Linked DNA regions of Homo sapiens: region 1 is linked to region 2. A link is a loop called in an ENCODE intact Hi-C map of the cell type or tissue named here. Cell type or tissue: gastrocnemius medialis. All regions are shown on one strand. Links, peaks and the distances in the headings refer to the core of each region. The heading gives the core; the rest is flanking DNA. Region 1 overlaps ALG9 (ALG9 alpha-1,2-mannosyltransferase). Region 2 overlaps SIK2 (salt inducible kinase 2).

What was found. A loop is a pair of places that touch in the nucleus more often than their neighbours do. Peaks named below come from ENCODE experiments on the same cell type or tissue, not always from the same donor. Only the 100,000 strongest peaks of a DNase experiment are listed, where the experiment ranks them.
Region 1: it touches region 2 in a loop (2.5-fold over the local background); 1 of 110 quality-filtered maps calls a loop at or near these places.

The regions. Positions count from the first base shown.
Region 1 is chr11:111,817,419-111,832,923 of GRCh38, reverse strand. All of the region lies in intron 13 of ALG9 (ALG9 alpha-1,2-mannosyltransferase), which reads left to right. Among named protein-coding and RNA genes, the nearest start is that of ALG9, 46 kb to the left of the region's middle. RefSeq lists enhancers at 3,083-3,222, 3,541-3,660. In gastrocnemius medialis, for the core only: no CTCF peak of the experiment used is centred there; a DNase peak (open chromatin) is centred at 4,883; H3K4me3 peaks cover 652 bases; H3K27ac peaks cover 2,306 bases.
Region 2 is chr11:111,720,464-111,737,817 of GRCh38, reverse strand. SIK2 (salt inducible kinase 2) reads right to left here. Exons shown (of 15, transcript NM_015191.3): 11 at 17,056-17,340; 12 at 16,756-16,919; 13 at 15,878-15,988; 14 at 15,062-15,153; 15 at 6,963-14,322. The coding sequence ends at 13,689. It also overlaps a transcript of PPP2R1B not described here. Among named protein-coding and RNA genes, the nearest start is that of PPP2R1B, 37 kb to the left of the region's middle. RefSeq lists enhancers at 2,138-2,774, 4,355-5,171, 13,976-14,511. In gastrocnemius medialis, for the core only: no CTCF peak of the experiment used is centred there; DNase peaks (open chromatin) are centred at 5,739, 6,407 and 6,737; H3K4me3 peaks cover 607 bases; H3K27ac peaks cover 2,500 bases.

The DNA.
Region 1 (15,505 bases), core at 3,803-6,302, 97 kb before region 2:
AGTAGCTAGGACTACAGGCATGCATCACCATGCACAGTTAATAGTTTTATTTTTTCTAGAAACAGAGTCTTGCTGTGTTGCCCAGGGTGGTCTCAAGCAATCCTCCCATCTTGCCCTCTCAAAGCTCTGGGATTATAGACATGAGCCACCATGCCTGTCCTCCATCTGTTATCTTTGAAAACATAGATTGGTCATTGATTTTTTTCCTAAGCAGTAATATAGTCAGTTCTGCTACAATAAGATATAAAGTTATGAAAAATTAATATGTGGTAAAAACCACAAAGCTTATTGGGAAAACGGAGTTAGGGACACAATACTTAAAAAACTTTGTCAGTTAAAAAAGAGATTAAAAATTAGCCATGCATGATGGCTCATGCCTATAATTCTAGCACTTTGGGAGGCTGAGGCAGGAGGATAGCTTGAGGCTAGGAGTTTGAGACAACATAGCGAGATTCAGTCTCTACAATAAAAAAAAAATAAATTAGCCAGGTATGGTGGCTCATGCCTGTAGTCCTAACTACTCAAAGGCTGAGGTGAGAGGACTGCTTGAGCCCAGGAGTTTGAGGCTACAGTGAGCTACAGTCATGCCACTACACTCCAGCCTGGACAACATAGCAGGACCCTCTCTCTGAAAAAATAAAAATTAAAAAAAGATTAAAAATGGTAGCATGATTTTACATATGTTAAATGGTTAAAAGTGCATAAATACTACAATAAATGTGGCTGTTTACTTTGCAGAAGACTTGAAGTTTGCTTGTGGCCTGGTATTGGAAGGATTGCAGCTTGTAGTAGTAAAAGGATTATCTGAAATCTTACAAAAGTTATAATAGCAAAGGTGAATGGGTGGATGTGGCTTATAACACAGTGAACTGAGAAGGCCAGTAGATATATTTGTGTATGTATACACTATGTGTATTCCTATGCTGATTGGTTCCACTGAGTGTACTTTTCTGCATTCACCTAGTGTTTCCTGTGAATTAAATGACATAATCAAATGCAAAAATTAAATTACGCTCAAAGTGTTCCCTAATATATCCCTTTGTTGGAAAAAATTTGCATTTTTGAAACTAGTATTAGAACAGAATTGACTGTATATCAGTTCAAAATATTCTTTATTTCATTCTTCTTTATCCCTGCTTTTCCAGTTTAACCAGTAAAAAGAATCATAGATTTAGAAGGGAACTTAAAATGTAGTCTGTGATCTTTTTATTTTATGGATGAAAGAACTGAGATCTAGAGAGATTATAACTTGATAAAGATTAGCCCTAGGATAAAAGGCTTGGTTTCAGGATTCTTCAATATTATTTTCATACCACCTCTTTCTTGTTTTTGTGTGATAGCTAATCATTCTTTGATGTTACAAGGCCAAATAGACATTAAGTAGCTGAGCATTGCTTTCTGTTTGTTTGTTTTGTTTTGTTTTTCAGAGGCAGGGTCTCACTCTGTCACCCAGGCTGGAGTGCAGTGTCATCATCATAGCTCACTATAGCCTCGAACTCCTGGGCTCAATCGATCTTCCCACCTCAGCCTCCTGAGTAGCTGAGACTACAGGTGCTGTAAAGACCCTGTCTCTATGGAGAATTAGGCTGGCATGGTGGCTCACACCTGCAATCTCAGCACTTTGGGAGGCCGAGGTGGGAGGATCACCTGAGGTCAGGAGTTCAAGATCAGCTTGGCCAACATGGTGAAACCCCGTCTCTACTAAAAATACAAAAATTAGCCAGGCATGATGATGTGCACCTGTAATACCAGCTACTTAGGAGGCTGAGGCAGGAGAATCACTTGAACCCAGGAGGCGGAGGTTGCAGTCAGCCGAGATGGCGCCACTGCACTCCAGCCTCGGTGACGGAGCGAGACTCTGTTTAAAAAAAAAAATTTAAATTAGCCACTACCCCTAGCTAATTTTTAAATTTTTTGTGGAGAGAGGGCCTCACTGTCTTGCCCAGGCTGGTCTCGAACTCCAGGCTTCAAGTGATCCTTCTGCCTTGACCTCCCAAAGTGGCGGGATTACAGGTGTGAGCCACTGTGCCCAACTCATTACTTTTTTAAAAAATTACTTTCCATTTCTAGTTTATATATGACAGGTACTTACTTTAAGTAGTAAATATTATGTTTAACAATAAATAAAAATGATCAGGATTTCCCCCGACATGCTTTCCTTTCTTCTCTTTTTCTTCCTTTCTCTCTCATTTTATCCCTTCTCCTGCCCTTTTTGGAAGTCCTTATTGGAGGAAAAAATAACTTGCCCTATTTGTTTCCTCACTAATTGTTATCAGTCTCGGGTATCAAGGCAAGCAGATTCAAATTGCTGTAATATATACAGTGCAATTAGATTAGAGTCTACTAAGAATTTAATTGGAGAATGTTCAAAATACTTCTCTAAAGTTAATTTTTTTAGTATTCATTATGTTGGCATTTAGAAATTAATTGATGTTTCCATGATCTATAATGATTGAATGAACAAAAATTTTTACCTGTGAGTTTAGATTTTTACAGTGCAATGAATTTTTTCTTGTGAGTTTAAAGATTCAATCAACAAATATGTATTTAGCAAGGCTATATGAGAGACAAAAAACTAAGACAGTCTGTGGCTCTGGAGGACAACTACTTTTTAAAATTTAACTGGAGCATATCTAAAAGAGGAAATGAAAAGACAGAAAAATACTTGAAATTTTTCCCTTTCAGATGTTTCCTCCCAGGCCTCCATGTTCTTATTTCAATAAAGGAAATATCATGGGAGGATATTGATGATTGGCTATTTGATAGTGGCAAGAGCATTGACTGGAAGTTAGGAGAGTCTGATTCTTTTCTGGAATCAAGTGAAATGTATTTTCCTTTTAAATGACTGGGAATTTCTAAGACCATTGACATTTCTTTGCTTCCCTTTCCAATTTGCTGAAACTACACCTGAAATCCAACTGGAGTGTTTATATTTTAGCTTATCCCATTACCTATTTTCCTGTCAAATATTTTATGGCAGCACAGTTTATCTTGAGACATGTGTCCTGAGCCGGGGCCCTCATGACCAGAGATGGAAGTCTACATGCTGCTTCTGTCCTGGAAGAGATGAGTACTGTTAGAGGCTTACTCTGTGCTGTGTCCCGCTCCAAGAGTGTGATGCTGGTGTTTGAGAGTTGAGATGATGTCACTGAAGACTGCAACCCTGACAAAGTTTCTGTTACAGCTGATGAGGAAAAGCTGTGACAATATTTATTACTACCCAGCTCTCCTTAGCTCACTCTTCCCCCGACAAAATACACATCTTTTATTATTGGGATCTCAACCTCTGTTTCAGGCCTTCTATTTCCTTTGAGAATGTGTAGTTTTGTTTACATCTGGAGTGGTATTAAATTGTTATCCTTAACATATGCTTGTTTATAAGATGTAAACAATGTGATATTGATGATGGATAAATTGGCTTGAATTCCCCCGCTATTACCTTTTTCTCTTTTGGTTTAGAGGTGCTTATTTGTTCTTCTCTAAAGCTTCTAGTGGGTTGAAACAGAAAGAAGTCACATTTCTTTCAAAATGAGTCTTAAATGCTTGTGTTTTACAAAATTTTAAATTAAGGCATATTTTTAGCTTCGACAGCTGGTTGATATGTAGCCTGTGACTAATGAAATGAAACACATTTTTGTTTCATGATCATGTGTTAATGTCACCCTACAATTTTGTTATTTTTGATGCAAGAAAGAATGATTAAATCTGAAGAAACAAAAAAAATGGGCTCTTTGGTTATACTTTAAGGCAGATTTAAATCCAGTCTTTTGATTTTTGAATTGTAGATGATGTGGTTATGATCTCAGATTTTGCAGTGTGAGATATTTATAAAATTGAGAGAATAAATTTATTCTCTCTGGTTGTAATTCAAGTCATGTTACTTTAGCTTTTAGACCTATGGGGCAGTAGACAGTTGGTGTTTTCAGGGATATAAACTGAGGACTCTCAAGCTAAAAATAGTCACAGTAAAACAATATATATAACATGATCCAGATCTTGTAAAGAAAAATCAATATCTGCAGAGAAGTTCTGGGATATACACTAATAGGCTGATGGTGATTTTCTTTGGGTCGGAGGACTGTAAGTGATTTTGTAAGATGTTTTTTGTAATAAATAATGTTTTAATTTCATCATGGAAAAAAAATAACTGTAATGGGGGCTGTCACTGTGAAATCTTTGATACCCCTACCAAGAAGATCTGTGGTGGACTTGAGCAACATTCAGTGTGTTTTCAGTTGACCTCGAGTTTCTCTTCCTTGAACATAAGGACTTTCAACTCAAAATTGGAAGATAAGTGTTCTATCAAGTAATTTTTCCCTCTTTGCCTTCAGGCCTCTTCTTAAGTCATTTTAGTCATATTTAATACTATCTTTGCTACTCTTTCCACAAATTATATCTTGATTACTTCAAAAAAATAGATGTGGTTTACCAATTTACAAGCTCCAAGGAACGCTTTTTGTTAGAAACCTAGGACTAAAGAGGATGCCGCAGTGCACAAGGCAAGTACGTTATTAAACTCTTCCAGGCAGAAGTGAGTTAAGGAATTAAATACAAATTTAAATAAAGTTAATTTTCTGGTTGTTGGGGTTTGGACAGAAAGCCTTGTCTGTCCCGTAATCATGCTCAAGACTATCCATTGGCGGTGTAATTCCAACAGTTTTGAATCACTGGCTCAAGAAGACAATGATGTATAAATATTATCAGCACAACCATGTTCATCTCCTTTTTTTTTGATGGAGTCTTGCTCTGTCACCCAGGCTGGAGTGCAGTGGCGCAATCTTGGCTCACTGCAACCTCCATCTGTCTGGTTCAAGCAATTCCCCTTCCTCAGCCTCCTGAGTGGCTAGCTGGGGTTACAGGTGCACACCACCATGCCTGGCCAATTTTTTTGTATTTTTAGTAGAGACAGGGTTTCACCATGTTAGCCAGACTGGTCTCAAACGCCTGACGTCAGGCAATCTGCCAGCCTTGGCCTCCCAAAGTGCTGGGATTACAAACGTGAGCCACCACGTCCGGACTCATCTCTTATCTTTAGGCACCTTTTTTTTTTTTTTTTGGAGACAGAGTCTCTCTCTGTCACCCAGGCCAGAGTGCAGTGGCATAATCTCAGCTCACTGCAACCTCCACCTCCCTGGTTCAAGGGATTTTTGTGCCTCAGCTACCGAGTAGCTGGGATTACAGGTGTGTGCCACCATGCCTGGCTAATTTTTTGTATTTTTAGTAGAGACAGGGTTTCACCATGTTGGCCAGCCTGGTCTCGAACTCCTGACCTCATGTGATCCACCTGCCTTGGCCTCCCAAAGTGCTGGGATTATAGGCGTGAGCCACTGTGCCTGGGCATCTTTTTTGTTCTTAATCACTGTTAAGTGTTTCTTACTCTTTTCATTCGTTGGTTGATTCAGCCATTCATCCAACTTTTTATTGTCTCTATGTGCTGAAAATAGGTGACAGAAAGCATAATCTCCTTCTTTTGAGACTTTCACTCTTATTGCCCATCTCGACCCACTGCAACCTCCCACTACCGGGTTCAAGTGATTCTCCTGCCTCAGCCTTCCAAGGAGCTGGGATTACAGGCATGCGCCACCCCGCCTGGCTAATTTTGTATTTTTAGTAGAGACAGGATTTCTCCATGTTGGTCATGCTGGTCTCAAACTCCCGACCTCAGTTGCTCCGCCCACCTCAGCCTTCCAGAGTGCTGGGATTACAGGTGTGAGCCACTGTGCCCACCAATCTCCTGTCATTTAAGAAAAGTCCCTTATAAGAAAAAAAGGCAGAATTATGGGGAAAAGAAGGAATTGAAAGAAACAGAAACAATGTAGGAAGCAGAAATATTTCCTGATAGATTAAAAATTTGGGGTTCATAAAACAAAAACATATGCTCTTCATATTATTTGTGCTTTTAAAAGAGAACAATCAGGAAATAAGAGCTGCTAGAAATTAAAAATAAAGGAGATTTTTAAAGTCAGTAGAATGATTAGAGGATAAGTTTGAAGAAATCTTCCAGACTATAATAATACAAAACAAATCAAAAACAAAGAGATAGAAAATAGAAAAAGAACAATAAAATCAGAATCCAGAATTTAGCTAATAGGAGATCCAGAAAGAGAAAACAGATGAGACGGAGGAGAGGAGATTGCCAAAGGAATCATGTGAGACTATCCCCAGAACTGAAGGATATCAGTTTTCAGATTGCAAGAGCCTGCAGAGCGTCCCTGAAATGATGAATGAGGAAAGATCCATACCAAGATATATCAAGTACCAAAAGAAGTTAGTGTATGTTACTATTTGATAATTGAAAAATCAAAAGCTACCAGGAGAGGTGAGGATTGTTTGAACCCAAGATAGTGCCACTGCACTCCATTCTGGGAGACAGAGTGAGACTCTGTCTGAAAAAAATAAAAAAACCTACCAGGAGAAAAAGCTGGAAGAGTTGAGTGGTTGTCTCTGGGAAGTTGGACTGGGGAATCAGGAGGGTACTGCTGTTTTTCATAATAAGCTTCTTGTACTAAGTTTTTTTTTGTTTTTTTTTTTTAAACTCTGGATATATTGTTTATTTTGTCATCCAGGCTGAGTGCAGTGGTACAGTCACAGCTCACTGCAGCCTCGACCTCCCTGACTCAAACAATCCTCCCACCTCAGCCTCTCAAGTAGCTGGGACTATGGACCTGCACCACCATACCCAGCTAATTTTTTATTTTTTTGTAGAGACAGGGTCTGGCAATGTTGCCCAGGCTGGTCTCAAACTCCTAGACTGAAGTGATCCTCCCACCTTGACCTCCCAAAGTGTTGGGATTACAGGCATGTGCCACTGCACCTGGCCGCATATTATTATTATTATTATTATTATTATTATTATTGAGACGGAGTTTTGCTCTTGTTGCCCAGGCTGGAGTGCAGTGGTGCGATCTCGGCTCACCGCAACCTCTGCCTCCTGGGTTCAAGTGATTCTCCTGTCTCAGCTTCCTGAGTAGCTGGGATTTCATGAAGGCATGCGCCGCCATGCCTGGCTAGTTGTGTATTTTTAGTAGAGATGGCGTTTCTCCATGTTGGTTAGGCTGGTCTCAAACTCCTGACCTCAGGTCAGGTGTTTCCTGGTGATCCGCCCACCTTGGCCTCCCAAAGTGCTGGGATTACAGGTGTGAGCCACCGCGCCCGGCTGTATATATTATTTTGATAAACCTAAAGGTGAATTTAGAAAAGGACATAAATCTTGCCCTCAGAGTCTAGTAGAAGAAACAAACTTAAAATGTTATTAAACAGTGTACTGAGTGCCATAATGTGCATAGAGAAGGTGAGAAAACTCTTCGTACTTCAGCCTCACATAAGAGGTAGCATAGGAGTTGAGTCTTAGAGGCTGATTAAGAATTTTCTGGCTGAGGAAGGGGAAATTGACATTCCAGTCAGAAGGAACAGCTTTTGCAAAGGCCTGAAGTATGAAATAACATTGAATATTTAGGGGAAATTAAATGGCTTGAGGTTTCTAGATTTTAGTTAATTGAGCAGGAGCATTTCTCATTTCTTCTCTGTTTCATTGTTCTCACATATTTATGTATGTGACGGTGTTCTCTGGCAAATTTTACATTTGTTTAAAGACAAGGGTTCATGTTTGTCATTAATCTTTCAAACCTTCACAATGCCTGGCATAGGGATTATACACAGCAGGTGATTTTTAAAAATTTAAGTGAAATACTCAAATAGCCCTTCATTTAGTCTTTTTGAGCTAAAGAGAGGCCTCCCCAAACCTTGTTAATAGTAGAAATTTGGACCAATTAGGACTCAAGCACTACCATTTTTCAAGGTTGTTTGTAGTCCAGTAAGAGTACCAGGTTACAAGCACCTGGAGAACAGGGATCATGTCTAGCTTTCTCCTGTCGTTTGTTTCTAATGTAAATTGACAGAGGTTGGTATTTGGCAGATTTGTGTCCTCACTGGTTTCCTGTCAAGTTTGATATGTTGCAGGAAGATGGAATACTTTTCTTTTAGCTATGATAGGTCTATTTCACACAGATGTTTCCGAATTCTCTGTTCAGGGTCATTTATGGAAACTAATTCAAAGCCTGGGAGCCATGCCTTCCTCATGCAACTTAATAAAATTTCATAGGTTGATGCAAATATTAACCTGGGTAGAACTTTATCTATTGAATTTATATTCTTCTGAATGGGTGATGAAAATAACTGTGAAAAGGTTTGCGTTTAAAAAGACATTCCCTCTTCTTAGATTGTAAAGTATATAGCAGGAACTGATAATAATGCAAACTAACTGATTAAGCACAGAAATTACGGTAGGAAAAGATTTTATAAGCATGTTTTGCCAACTCTGGATAATTGAAAATTAACTTCCCATTACTTTTTACTTACGCTTTGGTATAATGGCTTTATTCTATTGGCTGAATGCCACTCAAAGTTTATACATCTGATATTGTCCATCATAAGTTGGAAGCTCCTAAAGGGAAGATATCTATCCATGTATTTGTCTTCCTCTGGTCCCCTTTTAAACTGTAATAACAATATACAACCCGTAAAGAAAAAAATGGAGATTTTGACAAAAATGGTGACTATTTGTATATATGTCGACTTAACTCCAAAGTAGAAATTCTCTAAAATTTGTGTGATTTTTCTTTTGTTTCCTAATTTAGTACTTAACAGGACTTTCTTAATGGTGGCAGTGATAGTGACTTTAGTCATAAATACTAGTGAATTTCATTCTGTATCATAGATGCATTCTTAAAATATTTTATATACACTGATATTTTAAAAGTCCGATTTATGAAAGAAACCCAGAATTTGTTATTGTAAAACAGAAGAAATCAAGCGATCTCCCATGATTTCTCAGATTTCTAAATCTGCATTTTTGTATAAAGTAGTTTGTTTATTTTGAGATATGTTGTTGAGAACTAAGAGATATCATCCAGTTGGGCTTCACTGAGTTGCAGTACCACCATCCTGGGTGTTCACCCTTATGTACTGATTTCACAAGGGGGACAAATAGTTGCAATTCACATAACACCTCTCATCAATTGGTAGTGGCTTACTGGAGCCTGGGATGAAAGAGCATGATGACATTGAATCCAAGCTCAGTGGAAGAGTGCCACAATTGATTGGTGATGTGGAATGTGAACAGTGGGAAGGGAAACAACCATTGGAGCTTTCTTTATTTACCATCACCTAACTTCAGGATAGATCTGTGTGGTGATCTAGGCTCTGTAGATAAGACATGTGACCTTTTCCCAAGTCAGACTTTTTATATTGCTAAAGCTCTTAGAGATGAAGAAGCACTGTAAAAATTCAGAATTTTTCAGGCATGTAAGCCCACAAAATTTCTGTAACCTTTCCATATTTAACATTGGCTTTAAATAGCTCCTTGACATCAACAAATTGAGAGAATTGAATGATCTTATTTTGCCTTTGCCATTTGTGACACGTTCAGTCACAAATGTAACTGTGTTCAGTACTAAAAGCAAGACATAGACTTTCTAATTGCTCAAGACTTGGCAGTGTAAAAGCAAATCCTGTATATTTGTTACCTCCAGCACAGGGCTTTTAATATGGAAATGTATGTAATGATGAGCAGCAGTAGTTTAGAGAAGAGTAGAATCAGCAAAGGGGAGTATATTTGCAATTGTGAGGAAATTGCTTTCTCTACAGTTGCTTTCTCTAGAGTTGAGGAATTGCTTTCTCTAGAGTTGAGAGGGATCTTAGTGGTTTGCACTCCAAACCTTTTGGAAAGGTGGTAAAATCTCTGAGCCTAGGTTAAGCTACTTCCCTAAATCACAGAGCTAGAGGCAGAATATTCAGCGGTCCCATTTCCTGATGCAAATGAAAATATTAGCTAGATTTAAATAAAAAGAGCACTTAGTCGGAGGCAGAAAATACAGAGCTTCTTTTTTATTTTTGTTTTTGAGACAGAGTTTCAGTTTTGTTGCCCAGGCTGGAGGGCAATGGTGTGATCTCGGCTCACTGCAATCTCCGCCTCCCGGGTTCAAGCGATTCTCCCGCCTCAGCCTCCTGAGTAGCTGGGATTACAGGAATGTGCCACCGTGCCCAGCTAATTTGTTGTATTTTTAGTAGAGACGAGGTTTCTCCATGTTGGTCAGGCTGGTCTTGAACTCCCAACCTCAGGTGATCTGCCCACCTCAGCCTCCCAAAGTGCTGGGATTGCAGGCGTGAGCCACTGTGTCTGGCCTGTTTTTTTTGTTTGTTTATTTTGTTTTTTGAGACGGTGTTGCATTGTCACCCAGGCTGGAGTGCAGTGGCATGATCATGGCTCACTACAGTCTCAACTTCCTGGACTCAGGTGATTCTCCCACCTCGCCCTCCTGAGTAGCTGGGACTACAGGTGCACACCACCACACCCAGCTAAATTTTTGTATTTTTTGTAGAGACGAGGTCTCACTATTTTGCCCAGGTTGGTCTTAAACTCCTAGGCTCAAGCAGTCTGCCCACCTTGGCCTCCCAAAGTGTTACAATTACAGGTGTGAGCCACAGCACCTGGCCTTTTTTTTTTTTTTTTTTTTTGAGACTGAGTTGTGCTTTGTCACCCAGACTAGAGTGCAGTGGTGCGAACACAGCTCACTGCAACCTTGACCTCCCAGGCTTAAGCGATCCTCCTGCCTCAGCCTCTCGAGTAGCTGGAACTACAGGCACGTGCCACCGTGCCTGGCTAATTTTTGTATTTTTTGTAGAGACAGGGGTTTCACCCTGCTGCCCATTGCTGGACTCAAACTCATGGGCTCAAGCAATCTGCCCACCTTGGCCTCCCAAAGTGCTAGGTTTACAGGTTTGAGCCACTGGGCCCAGCACAGAGCATTATTATAGTCTGTTTTTCTATTGCTGTCATTTTGGAGCATTAGCCACTTCTAATGTTTGTTTTATGGGTGCTTGTTGATATAACCTGTATCTATCTCGAAGTCCCTCAAGTGGGTATTAATGCAGTGTGATTTCTGCCCAGTGCTCTGAATGTCAAAGTGAAGAAATTCAGAGAAGCCTGGGTAGCCGGGCGTGGTGGCTCACACCTGTAATCCCAGCACTTTCGGAGGCCGAGGCAGGCGGATCACAAGGTCAGGAGATTGAGACCATCCTGGCTAACACGGTGAAACCTCGTCTCTACTGAAAATACAAAAATTAGCTGGGCGTGGTGACAGGCGCCTGTAGTCCCAGCTACTCAGGAGGCTGAGGCAGGAGAATGGCGTGAACCCGGGAGGTGGAGCTTGCAGTGAGCCGAGATCGTGCCACTGTACTCCAGCCTGGGCAACAGAGCGAGACTCTATCTCAAAAAAAAAAAAGAAGCCTGGGGAAACAGCGGAAGTCACTATGACTCTTAGCCAAATGCCTCGTCATCTCATTAGTGACACACATGAGTGGACCATTTCTGTAAGAACAGATTCCCACTGTTCCTACCTATGATTCAGCAAAACTACAGCCAAGGGAATGGGCTTGGCGGAGTCATTGGGAAAAGAAGACCCTGTCGAGCTTGACTCTAGTCTGGCATGGTAGAGAGACATGAGAAATGTAGAATAAGCAGGAGGCCCCAGGGGTTGGGGATGATCTCCAAGGGGCTCTGGCTTTTGGTGCTGCTCTGGGGACAGTGCCAAGTAGGATGTTTGACTGGGGCAGTACACCTGTCAAACAGTAATGCAGGTGTGTTAAGGTGAGCTCAAGGAGGACAGAAGCCTCCCGTGGAGCAGAAGGGGAAAAGCCCACTTGATCTTGTACAAATACAGAGCATGAAAGTAGGACCTTATAGGAAAAAAATACTGATAATCCATTTTCAAATATGTAGAGCATATGCAATAGGATTTCTTTTTACTTTTTAAAAAATTTTATTTTTAGAGACAAGGTCTCGCACTCTTGCCCAGGCTGGAGTGCAATTGTGCAATCATAGCTCACTGCAGTTTCAAATTCCTGATATCAAGCAATCCTACCACCTCAGCCTCCCGAGTAATGAGGATTACAGGTGCACACCACCATACCTGGCTTGTGTGTGTGTGTGTGTGTGTGTGTGTGCGCGCGTGTTTGGAGACAGGGTCTCACTATGTTCCCAGGCTGGTCTTGAACCCTGGCCTTAAGTGATCCTCCTACCTTAGCTTCCCAAAGGATTACAGGTGTGAGCCACAATACCTGGCCCTACATTTGTATTTTTTATAGTAAAAAAGTTGTGGCTAAAATGGAGTCAAAAAACATCTTAGAACTTCTTTACATGCAGAAAGTTCTGGAAGGTTGCAGAACTGGACTTGATTATCTCTAACATCTTGTCTGTGAATTGAGAAAGGCAAGAAATACCAATTGGGAATTTGAGTTAATGCTATGGTTTGTGTCCCCCAAAGTTCATGTATTGGGAACTTGATCCCCAATTTGTCAGTGTTAGGAGGTGGCACCTAATGGAAGGTGTTTGGGTCATGGGACATCTGCCCTCATGAATAGATTAATGCCATTATTGCCGGAGTGGTTTATCTCGAGAGTCAGTGCCTTGTAAAACAATGAGTTCATCCCCTTCTTGCTGTCTCTTGCCCTGTCTTTGCCCTTCTGCCATGTGCTGCCTTCTGCCATGAGATGGCACAGTAAGAAGGCCCTTACCAGGCGCCGGCACCTTGATTTTGTACTCATCAGCCTCCAGAACTGTAAGGAAGTAAATTTCTTTTCTTTATAAATTATCCTGTCTCAGATATTCTGTTATAGCAACACAGATTGGACTAAGACAGTTGCTCTTAAGTGTGATTCTTCTGTTTATTTCCTTTGGATTCTGTAATCCCTTTCCCAATAGCAGGAATGCAGTCATGGATCTGAATAGAGTCATATATTTTGATGGCACAGTGAGAAGGCCCTTACCAGACACCAGCACCTTGATTTTGTTTAGTAGATTTATTACGATATGATGTGATCTTTATTGTATGGTATTATGGAGGAAATAGATTGTCCTCCAGGGGCTAGAAGCTAAGGGAAGAAATTCTTGGCACTTACAAATAAGCTGGTCATAGTTTTGAACAGCGTGGTGTTGGAAGTTGTCCAGCATCCTGGTGTGGCTGGTCACCATTCTTTCCTTCCGCAAATACTTTTTGACTGCCTGAGATATGCCAGGTACTGTACCAGGCACCAGGTGTATTGTGCTTATAAAGACAGATTCAGTTCTTGCCTTCACAGAGCTTACAAGGTTCAGCTATAAGAAGGCTTGGGCCTTGCTGCAGTTGCTCACAGAGGGATTTGAGGAGATGTGATGAATCAGAATTTATTATGTGTTTGGAAGGAAGACATTCTGAATGCTGCTTAAAAGCTAAGTATTAAATTAATAACATATGTCAGCCATTGTGGCTGCTGGATAGTCTCAGTTATGACCAAATTTTACTTAGCTGTGGGCAAACTGTCTAAACAGTTTTTTCAGCTTTAATCCTCCCACTTGCCTAGGAGTTTACAGGGCAGTTGATTTAGATTGATCTTTCACATTATCCCCTTGGACTCTTAGAGGATTCATGATGACAGTTGTTTACCAGAGGATTTTCAGTGACATATGAGAAATAAGATCTGTCTTCTGTGTGGAGATGGTTTCTCTGTGATGTTCCCTGAACCTCATGTTGGCCCTTGCCAGAGATCTCTATTTTTACAGCTACTTGCGTCATTGTCATTTCCAGCTGATAGATGATTGAATGCAACTTCACATCCTTCCTGTCTTAGGACTTGTGGGGCTTTGGCTCAGGCAGCTGGATAGACAGCAGAGAAGGTCACTGAGAATAGGAGGTTGGACTATTAGTTCTTTCCTTGTCCCCACATGGCATTCTAAACTGTGATAAAATTATTTGATACAACCATTGAACCCATTCCTCCTGTTGCCTTTTCTCAGTCTTCAGATCCCCATAGTGTTTCTGTAGCATTTGAAATCTACTCTTCACCCAGATTTTCAAAACTGTGTACTTCTTTGATTCTTCTATGTCCTGTCTTCTGGTTCCCTTCATCCTTGGCTGCTTCCACTTCTTTCTTCTGCCCAGTGCTACGGGCATCTTCTCAGCTTTATCTGTGGTCTTTGGCCCTCTCTGTTTGTTTTTTGTCTCTCTTCTGCTCTTTTACCTTTTCTTCCCTCCTTCACTTCCTCTCCCTTTTTTTCATGCATTCTTCATGTATTTGTTAAGTAGACATTTACTTAGGACCTACTGTATGTTTTGTACTGTGCTAGGTTTTTGGCATAGAAGAATGAATGAGATAGACACAGCCCCAGATTTTATGGAGCTTACAATGAATTTCCCAATTAATTAATAGAATATAATTGTAAAATGTTTTGAGAAGTACTGGTTGCTATAAGAGCATGTAATTTAGGCCCTGTCCTAGTTTAAGAGGTCAGTGAAGTCTTTCTTAAGGAAATCATTTTTAGCTGAAATCTGAAGGATGAGTAGGAATTTATGAGGGGACAACAGGGAATGTTCCACGAGTAGGAACAGAAAACAGTTCTCTAACTCAGTATTTTAGTCATATTGGTCTTCTTTCAGTTACAGTTGTGTGCTGCTCAGTGACACTTTGATCTAGGGCAGACTGCATGTTTGATGGTGGTCCCACAAGATTATTATGGCTACACCATACAGCCTAGGTGTGTCATAGGCTATACTGTCTAGCTCTGTGTAAATACACTCTATGATGTTCACATAATGATGAAATCATCTAAGACACATTTCTCAAAACCTGTCTCCCTCGTTAAGTGACGCATGACTGTACTTGAGTACCCCATGCTTCTTCCCACCTCATTAGGTGTAAGACACAAGTTATCATCTTTCCTCAATGTCACCCAAACCTATTCTTTACTGCAGCCTTAGTTCACTGAATTAGAAATCTTGGTGTCACTGGTTTCATTTGAAATAGAAGTGAGGGCCAGGTGTGGTGGCTCACGCCTGAAATCCCAGCACTTTGGGAGGCCGAAGTGGGCGGATCACCTGAGGTCAGGAGTTTGAGACCAGCCTGATCAACATGGTGAAATCCCGTCTCTATTAAAAATATAAAAATTAGCCAGCCGTGGTGGCGGGCCCCTGTAATCCCAGCTACTCAGGAGGCTGAGGCAGGGGAGAATCGCTTGAACCTGCGAGGTGGAGGTTGCAGTGAGCCGAGACCGCACCACTGCACTCCAGCCTGGGCGACAGAGCAAAATCTGTCTCAAAAAAAAAAAAAAAAAAGAAATACAAGTGAGATTTGTCCTTTCTTCTTTCTTCATTCCCACTGCCATAGAAATATCAGAAGGTGATGTAGAGGCAGGTGGATCACTTAAGCCCAGGAGTTCGAGACCAGCCTGGGCAACATGGTGAAACCCTGACTCTACAAAATACAAAAAAAATTAGCCAGGCGTGGTGGTGTGCACCTGTTGTCCCAGCTACTTAGGAGGCTGAGGTAGTAGGATCACTTGAGCCTGGGGAGGTCGAGACTGCAGTGAGTTTTGTTTTTTATTTTTTTTTGAGTCAGAGTCTCGCTCTGTCTCCCAGCCTGGAGTGCAGTGGCGTGATCTTGGCTCACAGACTGCAGTGAGTTGTGATTTGCA
Region 2 (17,354 bases), core at 5,459-7,958:
AACAGCCAGGTGGACACCAAAAGGCCCGATGGGGTGGCGCTTTCCAGGGCCCCGAGGGAAAGGCACCTCAGCACGACCCTGGGCTGCCCCAGCTTTCTCTGCCCAGTGCCCCATATACTTGTAGGCTGCTGCTGGACACCCAACTCTGCTGGCACAACTGAGGGCATCCTGGCTGGGAAGCACAGGTGGGCTTGGGAGGGATGTGCCCTGGTCAGGGACAGTTACAGCGCCACTGTCTGTGTCTCTAGTGGTGGCACAAAGGCTGAGGAAGCTAGAATTTCCTGTGAAGGACAGTGGAGAACCCAGTGTCCCTCGGGCTGACAAGAACCACTTCCCAAGACCCACAGTGCCTGGAGAGGACATGGGGAAGGTAAGTGCCCGGAAGCCTGGGGTCAAGTCCTGCCCTCAGGGCTGCGGGCAGCCAGGGTGGCATGGTGTGCAGGGAGCTGCCACAGGGTAGGCGGAGAAGCAGCACCTCTCACTTTGTCCCCAGGGGAAGAGTCCAATTTTAAGGGCCGGGAGTAGATGGTTAAAGCCTGTTGCTGGCTTACTTCATTCTGGGAATGCTTTCTGAGAGGTGGGTCGCCGGCCAGAGCTGTCACTCTTGTAGCTTGAGGCCCATCTCCTATCACCTCCCAGTCCAACAGCGAGGCCCATACAGAGGACACCAGTGGGGTTTGGTGAAGAATTGCTTGTAAAAAGGGGCTGTTCCCACTTTCCTCACATAATATAGAAGTGACTTGCCATAATTCCTCTCAGTTATTTCCATTCAAGATAAAAATAGTTGCAAGTTTCTCTGTAACAGCTCAGATGTTCTACAAGCCCCATTGGATGCCACTCTGTGTGGAAATGGTGTGAAAAGCCCCAGTTCAGCAGTCAGTGGGTGCCAGCCACTGCCCCAGGGCCATTCATTAGGAGGGCGATTTGTGGCTTACAGATACATTCAGAAAAGGAGAGCAGCAGGGCTTGGCTGCCTCGTGCGGATGCCAGACTGCGTTTAGTTCATGGGGAAAAATCTGACATTCTCACACCCATTCTAGTAGGTTCGCTTAGTGAAAATTCAATGAAGTAACATCAAAAAGGCTGCCTTTTAAGTCACATGGCTTTTCATTTTATGTGAACCGAAACCATGAAAACGTTTTTTGCCTTTTGTTGAGGTCCAGAATCGCAGTCACTCATCTTAGAACATTCTTGCCTTCCTGAGGGGCTGCACACTTGTCCGTGGGCAGCTCCAGCCGTTCCTGCAGTGGCCGCACAGTGAGAGGAAGGGCTGGGTGACCACTGTCCAGTTGGATTCCAGGGGTGGCCAGCCCTTGGAGTCCATGTCGTCTTCACAGAACTGGGCCTCAGGGAGGAGAGCTTGGCTGAAGGAGTGGGAGTGACAGTTACACATTTTTTAGGCCTAAACCACAGACTTCTTTGGGAAGAAAGGGGTTACGTCTTCCTACAAATTCAGAGCCAGCTGCTCATGCCATGAATGCGTGGTATGACCCGATCTGAGTGTGGATCATTGAGGCGGCCCTCCCATGGCTGACCTGCTCAGCTCTGACAGGGCCCGGGCTGCCTCTGCTAGCCGAGGAGTTACTGAGAATAAGTTGCCGTTACTCGAGCCTTGGTCACTGCAGCACCTTGTCAGGCACTTCAAATCTCATGTCATCCTCACCCACCCTAGGTGGTAGGTGCTATCATTGTTTTTTGGTCCCTCATGAATCTCCTCCAACCCCTGGCATGTCTATTTGGGAATCTTTTTTCCAGGAAAGGAGGCCCAGTGGTGCTAGGCCTCTGAGGCTTCAGTTCATTTAACTCAGAAAAATCCCCCGCCCCATGACTCAGGGAGCCTTCCATGCATTTGTTTCACTTAAGGAAAATGACCCGAGGGTGAGATGGAAAGGGAATTGGCTGTTGCCAGGCAGAGCCCTGTGTGTCAGGGGCCAGCAGCCAAGTGAGTGATCCAGGAAGTCATCCAATTGCAACCAGAAATTGTTCTTAACCCCTCACTGTCTAGGGTGCGTAGTGGACTTGCCAATCTGTCCGAATGGGGTGAGCGTGAGCGCGCTGCTGTTGAGAGCCCTGGGAACTGTCAGTTCTCAGCCAGCCTCAGGGCCCTCAGGGAGCCATTGGACATCCCTGGGGCTGGGCCCGCCACTTGAAGAGAAAAGGGAAAGGGCGAGAGCCAGTCTCCCTTGGTGAAGAGCGCCTCCTTGGCACCCTTGAAGTCTGTGGAGGTGCCTCTGTGTTGGATGTCACATGTGTCCACCCAGGCAGGATCTGCCAGGGAGCAGCGAGGGTCACCTCCCACACCTTGCTGCCGCGGGTCCGGCAGCGGCTCACTCCTGGACGGGACACAGGGTGCCCCCGCTGAAGCTGCTGACGGGCCTTGTCAGGCAGGGGTTAACAGGGGATTTGTTTATTGAATCACCAAGTAGCTGTCACATGATTTTAATCAAAACACCATTTCCCTGACAACAGTGATGTCAGTCTTGTTATTGCAGGAAGGAGCAGCTGTGAGGGACATTCAGTCTCCATGCCGAGCCCAGGTTTGGAGACTAAAATCAAGTGAAGCATCCATAAATAATGGCTACAGACACTGCCTGACTGCGCCCACCCTCCTCCTCTTCCTTTTCTCTGCACACAGTCTGTCCTGTACACACACTGACCCGAGACCAGCCCCTGCGCCACGTCCCAGCTAAGACCATCTTCTGCCTTCCATGCCCCTTCTACTCTTGTTTCTGGTTTTTTCCTGCCTGCCTTATTTTCCCCAAACTCAGAGAGTCCCTTGGGCCCTGAGGGTCTCTGACTTGTGCCTTTCGATGCGGGTCTCTTCTCTGGATTTAATCAGCACCTGCTGGTGAACCAGGCTGTTCTGGGCCTGAGGCTGGAGCCATTCTGCAGCTCAGGAACCTCACTTGTCCTAGAGCCAGCCTCTAGCATCTAGCTGCATGTCCTGTTCCTCCCACAGAGTTAGGCTGGCAGGGCCTTCGCGCTGCCCTGGGGGGTCTCAAGGGCAGCTCTGAGGAGCTCTGCTGGGAGTGTGTGAAGGGGAGGAGCTCCTTAAGGGCCAACCTCTTGGCCAGCGGATTTTGTTCTCTTGAACCCAGAAAGACTACAGGAGATGTGAGTCCAGTCAAACTGAGGACTGATGACAAAGACCAAAGCCCAGGGATGTTCAGTCCCATCCCCAGTGGCTTCCAGCTAAGGCAATTGGACCTTGAAGTCCATGGGGAAGTCAGACGTAGGCTGGTGACAGGGCACACGGGAGCAGGTCCTTAGGCTGACCTCCTGTCAGTGCCCTCTCCACTGTGGGGCCTAGGGGCCGAGCTGTCCGCACAAAAAGACTCCCCCAGGCCTTCCAAGTCTTTTCCACACTGGAGCTTGACCTAACAGTTGGAGATAAAAAAGTCCTCCTACCTGTGACATAGATTCTCAGGGATGTTCTTATGTTTGTGGTACCCATGTCTGATGCCTAGAACTCATTTCCGAAAATTCAGAAATCCTGGGGCAGAGTTCCCAGTTCTTAGCCTGAAGCAGATGCTCAGAACAGCACAACCACCCTTAAGTCAGTGAAGACAGAGCTCACAGGCAAGAAGCAGCCATTTTCTGTACCTAGTGTTGGGGCAGGCAAGAGTTAAAGTAAGATAGGCAGAGTGGGACTCTGTGACAGCCCTCCAGGGGAGTGGGGGTCTTCCAGGAGTGCCAGGCCAGGCTGCATTTGCCCCTCGCAGTAAACCCTGGGGTGAAACCAGCCAGCCTGTGCTCCAAGTTACCACTGGAGACACCAGCCTTTACAATGATTTGCCTGGGTTAGTGGCAGGGCTGAGAGGGCGCCAGGGGCCGAGGCCTCTGTCAGAGGTTCTTTGCTGCCTCCCAGAATGTCCCTGCCTGGAGGGTGGCCAGGTGGTGGCTCCCGGGCTGGGTGGGAGCCGGGCCTTGCTCTCCCAGGCTTGCTCTGTGCCTAGCCCTCCTTGCCTGGCCCTCTCATCCCTGGTTCCCTTCCACTGCCTGCCTGCCCTTCAGCCCTCACTTTGCTGGCACAGGGGCACTGCTAAGCATTTGGGCTCTGTAGCGACTGGAAGGCAGTTCTGGCGGATCCCAGACAGAAGAGACAGGCAAGGCTGTGCGCTCCGGGAGCTATGTGTGGCGTGCTTGGAGGAAAGGGCTTGGTGGGCTTTTCCTCCATTCCATTGTGTCCCACCCCCAACTATGTGGGTGGCCCTGGGGTGACAATGAACAGTCTCCTCAGGGTCTGATTTGTCAGTCAGCCCCACTCGGGGCATTTCACTTTTGGGGAGTGAGGAGCTGGAGCCAGAACTGTCCCAGCCGACCTGAGGAGAGAGTGACTCAGTTCTCCCTTTGAGAAGCTCAATCCCTAATGCCTCATTTTCCTCTGGGCCCACATTTTCTGAGCTTTTCTGCTTATCCAGCTTTTGGGGGCTCGGCTCCAGGGGAAGTCCGCTTCCCATGCTGTGGCTCCCTCCTGTCTCCACCCTCCCAGACACTGTGCTGGCTCGGGGGCTCAGCCCAGCTCATGCTTTCCCTGGGCTTGGAATCTCTCTTTGCCAATTTCAGAGCAGCTCTGAGTCAGTCTGCCCTAGGAAATCCCCCCAGAAACACGGACAAAGGGAGGCAGCAGCAGGAAGGCTTGCTGGAAAGAACAGTGGCCGAGGCGCCTGGCAAGCTCTCTGCCCTGCCTGACCTTGGGTTTGGCCTGAGTGATTTGTGGGCACAGCTTCATACCTGGGGGGAGGCAGGTGTGCCAGTGGCCCCTGTGTCTGAGGGAGGGCCCAGCCCCTTCGCCTCAGTCAGGACCCACATCTGCCTCCTAAGGGACGTTGTCCAGGATGATTCCTGTGCGATAATCCATCGCTCAAGGGCTGCTCAGCTTTTGAAGTCACTGGTGGGGCTGAAATGAGAAGGGCAGAGCAGCCATGTTCTGTGCAGGTGACATTTCCTTTGTAGCCACATAGCACCCAGGATTTAGTGCACAAAGCCCAGAACTTCCTCCCATGGTGCCCACGGGCTGCTGGCAAGCAGGAGGCTCCCTGTCACCTGGATCCACCCAGGGAGGGATGAGAACCCATCAGCAGGGAGGGTCCCTCTGAGCTTTGTTTGTTTGTTTATTTGTTTTTTGAGATGAAGTCTTGCTGTGTCGCTCAGGCTGGAGTGCAGTGGTGCGATCTCAGCTCACTGCAACCTCTGCCTACCAGGTTCAAGTGATTCTCCTGCCTCAGTCTCCAGAGTAGCTAGGATTACAGGCGCCCGCCACCACACCTGGCTAATTTTTGTATTTTTAGTGGAGATGGGGTTTCACCATGTTGGCCAGGCTGGTCTTGAACTCCTGACCTCAGATGATCCACCTGCCTCTGCCTCCCAAGGTGTTGGGATTACAGGTGTCAGCCACAGCACCTGGCCAAGAACTTTTGAGAGAGCAGAGGCTGAGTCAGGGGTTCCTAACTTTGGTCCCTGGTGGGGAGGGGGGCCTCGGGGGCCCAGGAACCAACTCCTGTCCTGAAATTCTGTGTCCGAAGTTCTGGGTCTGTGTACATGCTCTTTGGGAATAGTCCATAGCTTGCATGTCAAGGGGATCTCTGAGTCCTCGATTTAAGATCTAGTGGGGCAGAAAGCAGCTGCTCGCCAGGAACAGAACCTTGGGCCCTGTTCCCACCTGTCCTGCGTCTTGATGGAGAACTTGGGAAGTGCAGGCACTGCTGTCTGGTTCCATCCACTGGGCAGAGGCCCTGGGTTTGGGGTGCAGGCCTCCCTGCTGCTCTCCTTCCCCACCCTGCTGGAGCCTTCGACTCACAAAGGCTGCAGAACTGAAGAGTGTCCTGGGGAGTGCGGGGTTGGGGCCTAGCTGGCCACTGGTCTGTTATTTTGCCTGCGTCCTGGGGCATTGGAGTTGTTTTTGGCAACACAGAATAAGAATGATGGAGAAATCTGGTGGGAAAGGGAAAACATTGTTACTGAAATTTAGTGCTTTCCTTAAAAAAGAAATGAAACTCAGCAATACTGAAATTTTGGGTAGCCAAGGGGTAACCACCAGTTTAAGGCAGAACTGAGCTATTGTCAGCAGAGTCAGGCAGCAGTGGACGTTGGTGGAGAGGGCTCCGCTCCTTCCAGCCTCTGCCAGTGTGGGCCCTGCCGACTGCACCTTCCCACCGCTACCCAGAGACCAGCGGCTCACCCCGCAGGGAGGGAACTGTCAATGTTCTATAGCATGGGCTTAATTGGAATGGTTTGAGTGAAACCAAATTTCAGTCGAGATCCTGCTGCCAGCAAGCTGGATATAACAGTGGCCTTTCACTCAGGGCCTGGCACTGAAACAGGTCCAGGATGCAGGAGAGCAGCTTGGCACATGGTGCCTCCAGCACCCTGAGGGCGTGGAGCTGGGCCTCAAAAGGGTGCCCCGCCCATGTGAGGGAATGCACTGTGTGAGCGCACGTGCAGTGTCGAGGCCTTTGGCAGACCCCAGAGAAGATGTGACATCGTGACTAAGTAGCAGTGTCTTTTGCCTGGCAGCTCGCAGCACCTCCCCTCCCATTTCCAGCCCCTGCCCTGTAGCTGCCTGTCCTCGGGGACCCCTGCATCTGCCTCCCCTCCTCCTACCGCGGCATGAGGCCCTTGCCCAGGCTACCTGGGCTGATGCGCTTTGCCCTGGGACTCTGAGAATCAAGGAGCAGTAATTAAGCAGTGCCCAGCAGGGCCCTGTCCTTGTGCAGGCTGCGGTTAGCAGTGCTTCCGTCAGCGATCTGCAGCGGCTAACGTGTACTCGGGCGATTCAGAGCAAGGTATTATTTACCCTGCTGACGTCAATGAGAACATATTATCCACTGTCCTTTTCTGCAGCCTGAAATGAGCACCAGAACTCAGAGAACACAGCCACCTTCCATACTCTAAAAATTCCACCCAAGGCCCGATGAGGCAAAAACCCTATCGCATTAACCTGACATTCACATCACCCGGGCTCTTAGAAAAGAAGTTGTTTTTATTTTAATTCAAGAGGGTTGGAAACATAAAAACAGTACATTTTCCTTGCAGAAAATTACCCCATTTAAATTACTATTTGGTACAGAGATTATTTATTACACTGCATTTTAGGCAATTTTCTAACATTAAGTGACAAGTTATACTTTTGATTTTTTTTTTCACATTGGAGCTATTATGATTTGCACTCATAATACCAAAGCTACTGAACTCACCAATTTTTTTCTTAGTAATTAAAAAAAAGCACACAGAAAATATAACTACAGTTAGATTAACTTTATCAAAAGTAACTCTTTCAGACCAAACATCCAGCAAAACCACCCACCTCCCTTCAGATATAAGCAAATAATCTTGCCCTTTCTACAAAGTGCAGATATCTCTGTATCCCTTTTATTTCTCAAACTGCAGTCCCCGAAGTGAAGCAAACCTTTCTCTCCACTTCTTTCCCCTTCAGAGATTTTGGTGAAGGCAGGTTTCTCTTACCACCCATGGTGGAAAGGTCTCACCACTTGAATTTCCTTGACTGAGCAAATCTTCTGCAGACAGACACCACAGAGCCAGCAGCAGCCCATTATCTGCACTGGGGAATGTGACATTATTCCATCTGGGGTCATATGTTTCCAGGATGTTGTTTTGTACTTCTATTTTTAAAGCTCCCCTCTACCCACCCACTTTGCCTCTGAAAAGACAGAGTATTAAGTCAAAGTCTGTTATTACTTTTTTAATCCTAAAAGTAATAAGCACTTCTAGTTGATGGGGCTTGACTGTAAGGAAATGTTACGCCCCTCGTTGAGACAAAGGCTGAGTTCATGACCGTTCCTGGGGTGGAATCTGCTGGCCTGCAGTGGTGGCCTGATGCCGTGCGATGCGGCCCCTTGGCAATTGAGGAAGGGGGTGTTCTGTAGGAAACTGCTGTATTGTAACTTGGAAAAACTAGACATCTTTGAGGTGAGCCTAAACTTCTGCAGTTAACTGGACGCTGAAAGGCAGGCGGGTCTGCGGGGTTTTTGTCTCCCTCAGCCTGGTTCAGTGCACGGCCACCTGGACAGCTGCACTGTCACCTGAAGGCGGCCTCTTCCCCAAAGCCAGGCGGCTGTTGAGTGGAGAATAAGGTTGTGGGAACAATATCACATTCACCCTGTGCTTGACCAAAATGGGGGCTTTGTTTATACAGCTGTTTGCTTATGAAAAGAGTCAGATGCTACTGAGGAAAGAGAAGGGAAAGAGAGGGCTTCTTCCAGCACTAGAAGCCAGAGAACCAAAACCAGAAGCCAGTCAACCCAAGCGCGTGTCCCAGCTCCTTCTATCACCAGCTGTGATCTCAGAGAAGTCACAAACTTCCCAAAGCTTTGGTTTCTTCAGCTGTGAAAAATAAGGACAGTATCTCCCCAGCTAATTTCATAGAATTGTTGTGAGGGTTAGAAGAGAAAGTGCTTGGTAAAACTAATGTACAAATATAAGCTATTGCTCCCTTGTGGGTGGGCGAGCAGAGTATCTGGGCAGAACCCATCACAGCTCTCCCTGGGTGGGTCTGCGAGCACTGCTGCCGCCTGGTTCTCTATCTGTGCCCCAGTGTGTGCCTGAGTCTGCTGATAGGTTGAAACCTGCCTGGAGAAGATGTGGACACAAGGTGGGGGTGCACGTAGGATGGCTGTCTTCTAGAATCAGCTAGGCTACCTTAATTAGGACAAAAATGGTAAAATAAGAATGTGAGAGGCTACTGGAAGGTGAGAGGCTCCACTGCTTTCGTTCACCTGCCACCAAGGGCCAGACAAGGGCTCTGACATTACAGGTGCTTCAGACCACACTGTAGAACCTGTCAGAAGGGAGATGATAGAAACTTTAAGAAAATCTCTTTGTCCAGTTTAGAAACAGAGGCAGATGATACTGCTCTTGTCTTTTTTTTTTTTTTTGAGGTGGAGTCTTGCTCTGTCGCCCAGGCTGGAGTGCAGTGGCACGATCTTGGCTCACTGCAAGCTCCACCTCCCGGGTTCACGCCATTCTCCTGCCTCAGCCTCCCGAGTAGCTGGAACTACAGGCGCCCACCACCACGCCCGGCTAATTTTTTGTATTTTTAGTAGAGACGGCGTTTCACTGTGTTAGGATGGTCTCAATCTCCTGACCTCGTGATCCGCCTGCCTTGGCCTCCCAAAGTGTTGGGATTACAGGCGTGAGCCACCGCGCCCGGCTGATACTGCTCTTGTCTTTCATACATTGCTCTGAAGATAAGTTCTATAAAAAAATTCCAGGTCGGGTGTGGTGGCTCACACCTGTAATCCCAGTACTTTGGGAGGCCAAGGTGGGTGGGTCACCTGAGGTCAGGAGTTCAAGATCAGCCTGGACAACATGGTGAAACCCCATCTCTACTAAAAATATACAAACTAGCTGGATGCGGTAGCACACACCTGTAGTCCCAGCTACTTGGGAGGCTGAGGCAGGAGAATGGCTTGAACCCAGGAGGTGGAGGTTGCAGTGAGCTGAAATCACGCCACTGCATTCCAGCCTGGGTGACAGAGCGAGACTCTGTCTCAAAAAAAAAAAAAATTAAATAAATTCCAGAAGCAACAAAATGATCAAAGATCCCTGCCTGTACAATGACTCCAACTTACGAGCTTCCCTGTTCTCCAATTTTCACCTTTCATGTTTAGGCACAAAGAGACCGAGTGGCTCGGGTGGCTTCCCAGGAGGCAGTTAGAGGCAGCCCAGTTTAGGAGTTTGAGTGTAGCAGGTCAGCCCTGGCACCGGTGTCAGCCACTGTTCACAGGGACTGAGACTGTGAAATGACACACTGCATATTGTCTCTATAGGAGGTCGAATGGGAAAAAGTTACCTGGAGTATGAATTTTCTTTAAACCAATAGGGAGCTTAAATGTGACTGTTGATACAGGTTTTAAAATGTAATACAAACATATTTACGAACCTGGGGCTTGACTAGAGGCTGGAGGACCCCAAAAAGGAGCGCCACTCACTCACTGTGTCCTTGCATCCTCAACTGCCCGCATGTCTCCAGAGGCTGCTTAGTGCCCACACGCCTGGGACCAACTGTGACTCCAGGCTGCTGCTTGTCACCTTGCCTTAGTTTCTGGCTGATCACCTAATCACTCTGGAGCTGAGAATATCCTTCTCCCCACATCTAACCCGTGGGCAGAATTCTGTGAGCGTTTCCCTGCCTTTAGGACTGATGACACTCGGTGTGTGGGTGGAGGTGGGGGAGTCGTCAGTCTTATGATGAGTCTCTTCTGCTGGAGACTTTGGTCCACGAGAGAGGGTAGGGGGCAGGGGAGAGGCCGATACTCCTACAGGGGGGGTCCCCCCTTGCTCCCCATCAAAATGCAGAGCACCCCATTACTCCAGCACCAGAGTTGGGAAGGGACACAAGAGGCAAGGGCTGGCTTCAGTCTTGGGCTCCTGTCTGTCCCAACCACTGACTCCAGCATACGGTTTAAACACTTGGGAGTTCTTGATATCTGAGGAAGAAAGGGCCACTGACTTTTTCTTTCCTAGGAGGCAAAAGTGGATGGAAGAGAGAAGGGGTTTGCTCAGATGGGCATGAACAGCCCCTGAGCCCCATCCCCACTCCCCTGGTGGGCCCTGATGCTCTCCCACGCAGGGATTCTCAAGGTGGATGGTGTAGAGAACCATCAGCCTCCTTTTCCCACGGTGACAGAAGGCAGTGCAGGCAGAGGTGGCGAGGGGGCAGCTGGGGACGGTCAGTGTCACCGGGAATGTGAAAGTGGGCCCCCTCTTCCTGTCGGGCTAACATGCTGTTTGCCTTACAGGGACCAGTGTATCAGTTGCGTGGAGATACTAGAGACACACTTGCCCAGCTGGGAATTGCAGAGCTAGTGCATTTCTCCCAAAGCACAGACTAATACCCCAGATTTAAAAAAAGAACATAAAAAATAAAGTACCACACATATTGCACTTTTTGCCGAACGAAATTTTTACCTCACGTTCATCTCACCAAAGTCTCTTCAGAGGAGCCTGGTTTACAGGGTGATGAAGCTGATGATGATACAGTAGTGTACACACTGCTAACGTGAATCAGACTGGAAAGCAAGTCAGTACTTCAGAGTAGCCCCGCAGAAAAAGAGCGATACTAAGCCTTCTTAGTGTTTTGTTTGTTAGTAGTGATGAAGAGAAAACTGCTTGGAAGCTTCCATGGGTCACTAGTTAGGGACAGAGCAGCACAGGTGATCAGACAGGGCTGAGCAAACACCTGACTGACCAACAGAACCAGTCTCCTCAGCAGCTTACATTGCAGTCAATACAGAGGGTTATGGAATTTATTGATTTCTGCTTGAAATAAACAAGATAAGCAAATAGGAGCTTACAACACAGGTCCCAGCAGGAGGGGTCACGCTCTGCATCAGGCCGGTGTCCACGCCGCTGCCGTGTGTGACGGATCCTGATAGGCCTGGCTGCTGTAGGGCACCTCTCGATTTCTCTCTGGGTCCTTAACCTTCCAGTAGCCTCTCTGCAGTCCCTCATCGGCTGGCCTAACCGTCCTGCCATAGCTCCCAGGTCTCCTGGGCTAAGCAGCTCATGGCATTGTTGGGGGGCAGGAGTTTATGTCGATCTGTAACTACACCATTCCTGCAGTTCTGAAATGAGTGGCCCCCATTTTCAATCTGCAGGCATTTTAATATCGCAAATATTGTAGCACTTCTGTAGTATATTTTGGGAAAACGTCTTCCTTCAGTCTAAACAAATCAAGCCCCATTTTATAACTGGCTATTTTGTAAAGACTCAAAACAGATTAGAGATCTTAATGAAATGATCTCTTAAATGAAATGATGTTCTTTATTTCACGAAATCATCAATCTTAAGCACGAGCAGGAATAAACAACTCCCAGAAGAAGCTTAATTCATTCTTCCTGGATTTTCACTGTGTGTTATTAAATCACAAAAATGACAGTCCCCACACTGCCCTTTCCCACTGACACCAAGTCCAACCGTGAGCACAGTGCCTCTGCGAAGCATCCTGGCACCCATGGTGAGCGCTGGCGACCAGGCAGTCTCTGGCCAGCAACAGGGACTGCTCAAGTTACCGACGTTGGTAGGAGCTGGGCTCGCATGGCCAGAATGGAACCCCCTAGACTTTCCACACGTCACCTGCCTGAACGCTAACTACAAAGAGGAAAGGCAACTTAAAGGTGTTTTCTAGATGCAGCATCAGTTAGTCCCTCTCTTTGTGCTTTAAGGAAGATGCTTTGTGCTTAACACATTCATCTGCTGATGGGACAAGCCATTCTAAAGGGCAGAAATGATCATCTTTAGAATTAACACTGACTTTGTAACACCTGGATGTTAACTGTCCAAATGGCAAATTATTCATCATTTCTAGGGATACAGTTAGCTAGCTGTAGCATCTAATTTTTACTTACTTTGATGACTGAATTGTAAGTGTTGGTTAAGTTTTATTAGTAATATAATGTTTGGCAGATGATCTGCTTAAATGGTTAACACATCTGTGGTTCTTTCTTTGAATATTGCTGTAATACTTGAACATTTCATTACAAGTCAAAACTTTAACGAAATTAAGAATGCTGATTCCCACATGGTGGAAAACAAACTCTGAAGTGACTTTGGATTTAGCATTGACATAAATGGAAACTGTTGGTTTCTACAGAAAAGAAAGAATTAAAGCATGATCTGGGGGAAAGGCACCGCACTACCACTTCACATGGGACAGAAAAGTTCATTTATCATGTCCTTAAAATCTCTAAGCCCTATATGAAACTGTCCAAATATACAAAGCTCAATAAACTACTAGCAACATATAGTGTAAGGTCAAAGTAGTTATTACATCGGAAAAGAGACAACAGGTACCCTGGAGACCGACTGCCCGCAAGCCAGCAGTGTCCACGAGAAACTGCAGGAAGAGCCTGTCTTCCCTGGCCCAGGGCTGGTGCTCTTGATGCGTTCTTGAGTTTCTTGCCCCCTGCCTCCACGGTGGCGGGTCTCCTGTCAGTTCCACGTGTGACACCTCTGGAGTCCTGAGTATATTCTGACACTCGGCAACCCAGGGCACCTTCTGAAGGGGTGTGTCACCTGCTTCCGAATGGAGATGAAGGCGGTTTCTGGGGTCAGTACCAGCTGTTATTTAGTGGCCCCTGAAACACAGCTCATGCCCCACTGCTTTGTGATGGCCTTGGGGGACAACTTGCATCAGCAGCTAAGAACTTAGGATTCAATGACAAAGCACAGCTTTCCTTTATTTCCTGTGCATCTGATTTCCTGATGTCTTCTTGATTTGCCTTGTAGCAATATGTGGTTGCTCAGCTTCAGTGAAAAATATATTGCCTTTTCCCCCATATATATGCAATAGCACACACCCTTTCTGCTTTCACCAAGGTTGCCCTTGATAATAAACGGATGTAATCCTGCATAACACCTGGGTCTGAATGTCTTCTTAGGAACACATTTGTCAGTGCTGCCCTCGAGAGCTTGCTCCACTCGACCGAAGGGCAGGAGCCTCAGCCTACAACTATGTTCCAGCACTTGCCACAGAAAACTTTGTGGTGGGGCAGAACCAGGAGGAAGCAACATCCACCCCAGCCAGACCCTCTGATTCCAGTTGGGTGGCTCGATTTCTCCCCGTTAGGGAGAGGGCAAGAAAATAAGCTTTAAATTTAAAAGGCTGGAATAAAAATAGGAACATACACTCTTCCTTCACCTGACCCACCTCAATTCCTGTGCTGAGACTAATTCACCAGGACATACCCGTTGTGTTGTGGATCCACAGCGTCTAGCATTTCACAATCAAAGAGTCCAGGTAGCTCAGAGAGGGCTAGTGGGTCGTAGCTGGAGGGGGCCTCTTGCAGTCCTGGGCTTCTGGGACAGTCTGGCCCCGTTAGGTCGCTCTGCTGGGCTCCATCCACAGGATACTGACAGGGAGTGGGATAGTCTGGCGCAGGGGAAGCAGCGCTTGGCAGCTCACAAGTCTGATAGGAGAACTGTAAGGGGGCTGGGGCAGCTCCTGGCTGTCGTGGTGGTGGAGGGGGTGGTGGCGGTGGCGGCTGCTGCTGCTGTAGCTGCGTGGGCAGAGGAGGAGCAGCCCGGGGACCGGAAGTGGAGGGCAGGGGCTGAAGCTGCATCTCTTGGTACTGGCTGAGGAAAGGGCTGTATTGCATCTGCTCGGAGGAAGGCTCCAGGACGGGGCTCAGGGGCTGGGTCAGGCTGAACGGTGGGGCCTGCTGAGAAGGCGGTGGAGTCTCCTGGCGGGGAAGGGGCAGCTGCTGACTTGGCTGTGGGTAGGAGCTCTCTGCTATCTGCATCTGATTAAAATAGGCCTGCAGTTGAGACTGCTTCTGAAGAAAGAGTCGCTTCTGCTGGAGCCTAAATTGGTAATATCAAAGGAAAGAATTTTAAATCTTCTCAAGTGATGGCAATTTTAATGTAAATGCAATACCAGTCACTAGCTTCAGTCTTCTACTTAAGTCTCTCTCATGTCAGCAAAAACAAGTGGGAATGGGAACCAATTGTGTTGGGTCTCTTAAACCTAATCTCATGTTTTGCCCCCCAGTTCTGATGATCCTTCAGTACTAACGTGAGCAGGAATGCATTTTCTCTGACTCCGAGTTTTTTCCTTTATACAATGAGAGGATGATTTCCCTTCTGGAGAGGCTAGAAGGGGAGATAATCACACCTTGGCCTCTGCAGGTGTCTGCAGTTGATGGATTGATTAGGGTAGGTCTACCTTGGCCAAGCTGCTTCTACTAGCGAGGCTGTGGGCACACATGATAGTAAGGGAGGACGGAAGGCTCCTGTGCCGCCTACCCCACCTCCATACTTTGGGCCACTGACTGTGAAAGCTTGGAGCTAGTCATACCCCAAAGAGGAAACGCTAGAAGAAAAGGAAAACAAAGTACACTGTGGGGCTGCCAGTGCCTGACAGGACCATCCTCCATGGATACTGAGATATCCTCTTAGTAATCGTGCTCAGAGGGCCTGTGACACACGCAGAAAACCTATTTTCCTAGTAGTGGCGAATGTGAGAGGAAAAGGACAACACATTCAGTGTTCTCAAGGCTTCCAGAAAAGGAAGCAACTTCTTTGGCCAAAGTCCCCTTCTCACCTATGTTCCTGCAGCTGCTGCTCAAGGCTCCGCGGTGGTTCTTTGCAATAAAGCTGACAGGTGTTCTGGGCCTTTGACAGAAGGCTGGGCTTCTGGAAGAGCAGAAAAACAACATGAGCGTGACAATGTGCTGTCACCTAGGATGCAGTCATCAGATGTGCTTCTGCCTGCAGGATGAATCTAACTGCATTCTACAGAATCCACACGGGGTGAAGGGACTGACATTTACTCCCTGAGACCCTGAAAGAGCATCGGGCCCGCAGGCCTGGGCCATCTCTGACCTCACCTACTTCCTTTTTCCACTCCATTTCCAAAAGTCCACTAGGACTGTGAGGCTCATGGACATTAAAAAGCAATGAGAAAGGTGGAGTTAGATCTTGAGAGCAAAGGCCCCAGCACCCGCTGAATGAATGATTCATCCTTTACGGGATCTATGCTTTATCGCTTTTTAAGATTTTTATGCACCAACATAGAAAGCCCATGTAGAAATTCTGCAGACTTAAGGTTTTCATTTTATTTGTTACTCATTAAGAGGAATACAATTAGAAAGAAAGAAGCCAGGTCTCCCGTTCCCACCCCTCAGTGGCATATCCTTTCGTGGGGCTTGAGGACAAAGCCTTTCCCACCACCAACACACAGCACAAAGCTAGATCTGAACACGTTTCTAGAAACTCCAAGTACAGAGTCAAAGCTACTTGCCTATAAGGAATCAAGCAGCTACCCTAAATAAATGCCAGGCAAAACACGTTTCTGCTTTGCAGAAGAACAGATTCTGGATGAGCAGAGTGAGGTGGACTCGCAAGGAGAAGGACCCACCTGGAGTCTGTGCTGCAGGTACTGGGTCTCCAGGCTCTGCCGTGGGGACAGCTGGGGATGCACGCTGGCAGGGAGAGTGGAGACGCTTTCCTGCTGCTGAGAAACTTCTTCCTGAGGAGCAAGGGGGTGGAAACAATTTTCAATTCCCCATGGGGAAAAACGTCTCAGTTCTTAGCTGAAGCACCTTTGCAATGTCCAATAGGAATACCAACTCCACTGAGACTTATTAATACTCAAAGCTTTTACAGAGCCAGTAGGCTGAGGGCTCATTACTCTGCAGAACATTTATGCATGTATTATCTCTAGTTAACAATTACCTAGTCAGTACTAGAGCAAAGACTCTTGGTGTCACCAGGAGGCTATGGCCTTCATGTGGGCCTCGAACTATAATCCTCTTGGATGCACTGAAAATAGGCTCAAAATAAAATCAGGTAAGTAGCAGTATTTATTGTATTTTTAGTATGAATAATCCACTTGTAGTATTTACTAAAGTGATACCACATCAAAAGTAGTGGTGAGAAGCTTCTCATTTGGGTGTAGTTCATTTGTGTATTTTTCATTTGGGTGTGTGTGTGGCAGGAGAAGGGGAGTTCAAGGGCGACTGTAAGAGGTCACTCATCTGTACTCTGCCCTGTGAGCCAAAAACAGCTTGAGAGTGTCCAGGCCTCCATCTGGTATTGATCACTTGGAAGCAGCGTGGATGGGTTGAACCCGTCAGTGGCAGGTGGCAGCAACAAGGCAAAGAAGCTGTGGGTTTTCCCAAACAGCCTGTTTGCTCCAGGACTGGAGGAAATCCTCTAAGTGAAAATGACCATCTTCAGGACAAACTCACACCTCATCCTCACAGAGCCATTGAGGGAAGGGCCCAAGGTACCCACCTGAGGGCAGCTGCTAGCAAGGTCCTGGAGCTGAGGAGCCGCCGGCGCCAGGTTAGGGTCTGCCTCCGGTCCTATTTGTTCATACAACAACTGCACTTTGTTCAACTCTAGAATTCCTTTGGTTCTAGCCAGATTCTGAAGATGTTGTCTAAATGCTACAATTCCTGAAAGAAAGCACCAAGACCAAACAGTTTAACTAAAATACAAGGCCTTTCAGTGACCACAGGTGACCACACCAACATGGCAAGAAACTGCTCTCCTACGACGCGAGTTTCAAAAAGCAGAGGAGGAAGTGCTCACCCTGGGTGAGGGAGGTATCTGATGCTCTGCGGCCCTCTCTGAAGCTCACTGGAGACCTGTTGTGGACCTCTCGTTTCTGGGAGCTCAGAGCCTGCATGGCTGGGTTGGTAGGTCTCAGGCTTATGAAGGGAGATGTCATGCGGGGTGAAGGCTGATTGGCTAACATGATGTCCTTAAGGGAAGGGTTGTCTTCCAGAAAGTTCAGGTCCCTCTGAACAGACCCCATATCATACTCAGAGTCCACACTGTCAAGGGAGGGGCTGTCATTCATGGAGAAAATTTTCCCTTTAAGAGAAAAC